Linked DNA regions of Mus musculus: region 2 is linked to region 1. The links are chromatin contacts, found by Hi-C or POLR2A ChIA-PET in ENCODE. All regions are on one chromosome and are shown on one strand. Each heading gives the region's core, a stretch centred on a gene start or an enhancer-like site at or near the end of the contact. The rest is flanking DNA. Distances are from core to core; before and after follow the strand shown.

Region 1 (2,700 bases), core at 192-2,691:
AGAGAAAACATGAAGAATACAGAAACTGCTGCAAGTAACCTGAGCCTAGCTCTCCTAACTAACTGTGGGAAAGTCAGTTTCTTCGCACCTCATTTTACACTGCAGTTAACAGAAATAATCTCTGGCCAACTATAAAGTCTGAATTGCTTCAGTTATTTCTGGCACAGGTTCAGTGAAATCAGAAACATAAATCACCTAGATGCTACATCGTAGATGCATATCCAAGAATTAAAAGAAATCCTGCACCAATGCATTCTGTCATGTAGTCTATGGATGAAAGAAGGATGGAACAGATACCCAGAAAGACGCCCTTGATATGTCAGTAGTCCTTTAACAGCATTACTGGCAGGAAATTTACACACATAAAACTGACACCACTTGGTACATATCCTATGGTCACCGTAACATAATCATTTACTTTTATGTATTTATATCTCCAAACTCTAGTGATCACTTGTTAATACTGACCACACTGAAATGCTAAGGGTTTAAAAATTAGTTCATGAAAAACTCTTAACACAATGAATATCTTTTTCTATATTCATTAAATGTTACCTATTGGATGTGGAAAGTAGAAGTGATAAAAAAGGGTTATGAAGATATTTATCGGTTTACATTCCACAGCTAGTTGGATGTTGGTTCAGTAGTTATGAGCACTAACTCCTTTTCCACAGGATTTAGGATTGATTCTCAGCACCCACATGGTGACCCATAGGCTTATGTGGTTCAGGTCCCAGGGAACCCAGTGCCCTCTTCCAGCGTCCATAGGCTCCAGGCTACTAATATACAAAAAGATTTTTAAGTTAAAATATAAGTGATGTTGGTACTATCACCGAGGTGCTGGATACAAGCGCAAAGCTTTTCCATGTGTGATAATTACTATGGGTTTTTTTTTTCTTTCTTTCTAAGTTCCATGCTTCTTCTGGCTATAATACTGCCATATTGGCGACAGTATTTTGGGGGACAGAAATACACTGATTGCCTACAATTGTACCAAGTGTTGAGGATACTATCTTGAAGTTTGTAGTAAGCTGGAAATAGCTCTGGAAGGTCGCATTATCCTGAATATGAAACTGAATACTATATGAAGTTGAATACTAGCACTAAGGTCAGCTGAGAGTCAACTTTCCTGTGATCATGAGTCAGGAATGAAAAGCAACTGGTGGTGGAAGAAAGGAAAAGTGGGCAGATGGGGGGGGGGGGGGGAATGAAAGAACCTCCAAAGAGAGGAAAAACTCGTTTACCAAAACGACAAAGAACAGAGAGCGGGTAAAATTCAGGTGGTATGCTAGAAACGCTCTATGTGCTGCTCCCAGCAATCTCGCTGACTATAAACCACCTACCCATCAAGCTGCCACCCAAACTCTCACACGGGAGATCCTTGCAAAGCGTTCTACGGGTCCCGACTTCCGGGACCGGCGCGGCGCGGCGCTGTGACGTCAGTACAGGCGGAACTTCCGGGTCTGGTGAGGCTTTGCCGAGACGTCGGCGGACGACCCCAATACCTTGTGAGTGGGCAGGTGAGGTGATGCTGCCAGTACTGTGTGGTTTGTCTGAGGAAGGGCACGTGGGCTGCGCATGGGGTGGTGCTAGGATAACTGAGCTGCCATCACCCCGCGTGCACAGCCGCTAGGCCGTGCGGTACGCGATGGCACTACACTCGCCCGACCTGTGGCCAGGTCGCCAGAGGCTCCCTGGGTAAGGATAAGCCAATGCGCTGGCAGCCAGCCTTCTAGAAATAAATCCAAGTCTGCGCTGGGGCTCCCCAGGCATCTGTGGTCGACACTGTCCCTCGTGGATTCTCCTGAGAAATCTGCTGACATTAAAATTACCTTTACCCTTGCATATGATGTGTTGTTTCACTGCTTTTAACTTTTTTTTTTATTTTAGTTTTACAAAATGCATGGCTTCTAATAGTATAGTATACATTTCCCCAGCTTGAGAAGCTCAGCTTCTTGAATCTGTAGATTTATGCCCTTCCCAATTTTGAGAAGTTTCCAGATACTCTTTCTTAAAACGTGTGTTTTAGCCCCACATTGCCTTCTCTGAAACTCTAGTTGCATGAATTTTAGGTCATTTGTCATTGTAGTACAAGTCCCGGGGCTACTGCTGAGTTTTTAGACTGTTTCCCACCAATTCAGGTTTGTAAATTTTGTGGATCTATCCACGTTCTCTCATCTCGTTCTTTGTTGATACTACTCTGCTGATAATCCACCCCATAAGTTTTGTTCTTTCAATTATTACTTTTAAATTCCTTGCTCTTGTTTCTTATATAATATTTATGGTAGCTTCTGACCTTTAGTGTGCTCTTACATTTTTCTGGGCTTTGCTGTCTTCTTAGAAGAATATTTTAATCAAGCTCTTTCTTACTTTGGGAAACTATTACATTCCAGGTGCCTTCAACATTTTTCTAAACTACTTTGATGAAGAAGTTGGAATGTTAGTAGGAGAGACTTTTAAGATCATCATGGGCAAAATATCAGGTCACTTTTTCTGAAACGTTGTATTGTATGCCTGTGTCATAAAGGGTCAATATGCTTATCAGTGTGTTGTGAGCTAATGCTATGTGACTAGTGAGGTGAGGTCCTAAGAGGTGAGGCAACTTTGTTCTCAACCTCAGGAGGCAGCCTACATGCACTGCAAGAACCTATTAAAATTGGCCATGTGAAAAGATTAAATATGAATTAAATATAAGATTAT
Region 2 (2,700 bases), core at 13-2,512, 94 kb after region 1:
TTGCCTTCCTTTCCCTCCTGATTTCCAAGCTAGATCTTTGGCTGGGCAGAATTGAAGCCAAAATTACTTGCATTTCCGCCTGAAATTAGTTAAATTTTCCCTATCTGTCTGCTTTAATGACTTCAATGGAGATTAATAAAAGCCAGATGACACACACATACTACAACCACCCCACAACCCCACCCACATCCTACCTTTGGAGGGCCCTACACAGGGTAAAATGTGATGTTTGAGCTCCAACCATCCCTTTTCTCCCCACACAAGCCGAGGCCCTGGACTCTGGCTGCTGGGGCCTACTGTCACAGAAGGAAGGCAGGCACCCAAACTCTCTTCCCATACACAAGCCACCATCCACCCGAAACGGCCTGCCTGAGAGGGGTCCTTCTGATACCGAGAGGCCATGACTTTAATTGGATACCAGCTGCTCTACCCTGAATTCCCCTGAGCTTCAATTTGTGTATAGTCCCCAGTCCCCCGCTGAACACAAGGCACTACCATCACTGCTCTCGTCCCTCTTGGCGGGAACTCAAAGGCCACAACTCCTGCCCTTCTTTCTTCTCCCAGGGCTCCAGGCCCAAGGCTACACTAGACCCTTCCCCCAAAGAAGCGGATCTTGAGCTCCGCTTGGCTTGAGGGGAACCTGCCAGCCTGTTCTGAAGAGCGGCTCCCACTCCCTTAGCCCTCGGAGACCAAGCCTTGACTGGCTTAGGGGTTCGTGAACAATGACTTCGAAGACAACTTTTTCTCTCCAGCACCTGAGGATAACTATAGGGATCATAGTTCAGGATCGAATCGGGCAGAGGCTTGCCTCCCCCGGCTCGTCTCCAGTCAAGAGTAGACGGGATGGGCTGGTGCGCAGAAGACGCGTAAAGTACCTTGAGTTGCTTGGTCTGTGAAGCCGGTGATTGTGTCCACACGCCCGTGCCCTGAAGCTGCCGCGACCGGAGCCCTCCCCGCCAGGCTCCTGTAAAGCGACATCATGAAGTGGTGTGGCACCACCGAGCCGTTCCTGAAGCCAGAACCCGCAGCGCGGCGCACAGCTCGGGGACCCGGAACCGCAGCGGCCTGGAGAGCTGAAGGGCCTGGAGCCCGGGCGAGGGTCCGCCCGCCGCCGCCGCCCCCGGGGCTCCAGGCTGGTCCAGCCCCCGCCGCTCGGAGCACCGCGGCAGCTTCTAGCCCGTCGCGGGGACGGCAAGCGCTCAGCAGCCAGAGACACAGCGCGGCGGCAGCGCTCAGGTCCATGGGCTCCTTGGGCCGGCCGGCCGCGCGACACGGGCTCCGTGGCTCCGGGAAGTCCCCCGACGCCTTTTGAACATAGTGTTTAATAATGGGGGAAGTGTGCGCAGCAAGCCGCTGCCCCCCTCCTCTCCCACCCCACCCCCGCCCAGCGCTCGGAGCAGCGCCCCCTGCTGAACGTTCAACCCGCAGCGCTGAGCCCCCCAACTCAGGCCTATCGCGCAGTGCAGGGTAGAAGTCGCCTCCCCTTGCTGTAGTGCCTGGTCCTTGTCCTTGCCAAGAGAAGGCCATCCGCCCGAGGCTCCTGCCACAACGCGGTGCCCCGCCTCCCCTCCCGAAGGTACTACGAGCCCCCACCCCCCTCCGCCCCAAGACCTCAGCGCACTCCTTGGCTGGAAGATGGGGCGTCTCGCGTACCCGCCCAGCTTCCTCCCGACTCCTCCATGGAGAAACACCGCCCTCCGCGTGATCTTGTGAGTGCTAGGGATGCCAGACCCGGGCCAAGTCAAGACTGGGCCCCTCCCATCCAGCTTTCTCGCCGTACGCCCCCTTGATGGATGCTCATTAGGGAGTTCCTAGGGATGCTTACGATACACATTTGGATGCCACCCTCTCCCGTCCACAGCCCTCTGAAGATAACAGTGGGAGGCCAGAGAAAGGGAGAGGATCTGTGATGAAGGATGAGTGGCTGGAGGGTACAGATGGGCACGGACCGGAAAAGCTTTGGGTGGGCATCTTGAGCCAAAGCAGGAGCTGAAATCTTAAAGGGTTTAATGAATTAGGAAGGCGGGGACCAGCGGAATCCTACTCAAATTAGGTCTCAGGGTTTGAATGTGCAAAGTAATTTGCCCGGGGAAAGGGGAGAGTGGGGCAGGTGACCACATTTCTTCAAGGTCTTCAGAGCAAAAGGCAAGAGTGCAACCACAAGCCCAGAGGCTGCGTTGCAAAGCCATGGAATAGCGCTCGGATGCCAGCATGGTTATAGCACTCTATGAGCATGGGTGGAAAGGGCCACCTCTGGTCTATGCCTGGGCGACTCTTGAGCATACAGACGCTGGGACTTTTGTTTGGCTAACTTCCTCCCCACTCCTGCTCTGAGGGGGGAAGGCGCCAGCATGTGTGTCGATTTAGTTCAGACAAACCCCAGAGCAAGAATGTCCAGAAAATAGACCAACTGTCCAAGGGATTTAAAAGCCTGGACCCCAAATCCATTACTTTAGCATTGTTCTGGATACCAAACTCAGAATCCACGCCCGGTCCGTGAGTCAGGTCAAGGTGCTATCTAAAAGCCTCTTCCTAATAAACTACATAGCCCAGGCTCCCGCGTTGGAGTCTTATACTCCCACCTCGCCCTCTGGATAGCAGGCACGCGTGCACCTGGACCACGGTCTGTGCTGCTGGCCTCCCTACTCAGGGCCTTCCTGCTGTTGCCAGATGGTGGGCATCTGGGATGACAACCTACCT

The links. A loop is a pair of places that touch in the nucleus more often than their neighbours do. ChIA-PET counts read pairs that join two places held with the same protein, here RNA polymerase II (POLR2A).
Region 2: a map of left cerebral cortex shows a loop between it and region 1 (2.7-fold over the local background). The contact joins the promoter of Gdf7 here to the promoter of Ldah in region 1. A Hi-C loop is called at or near these places in 7 of 37 maps with a recorded cell type or tissue (T-helper 17 cell, T-helper 2 cell, gastrocnemius and 2 more). POLR2A ChIA-PET finds 5 or more read pairs at or near these places in 1 of 5 experiments (Patski).

What each region holds. Positions count from the first base shown.
Region 1 is chr12:8,206,685-8,209,384 of GRCm38, forward strand. It overlaps Ldah (lipid droplet associated hydrolase), which reads left to right and starts at 1,442. Exons shown (of 7, transcript NM_001364261.1): 1 at 1,442-1,520. It overlaps Gm33037 (a long non-coding RNA gene), which reads right to left and starts at 1,449. Exons shown (of 4, transcript XR_381233.4): 1 at 1,344-1,449.
Region 2 is chr12:8,300,692-8,303,391 of GRCm38, forward strand. It overlaps Gdf7 (growth differentiation factor 7), which reads right to left and starts at 1,263. Exons shown (of 2, transcript NM_001312876.1): 1 at 876-1,263. The coding sequence starts at 1,242. It also overlaps a transcript of Ldah not described here.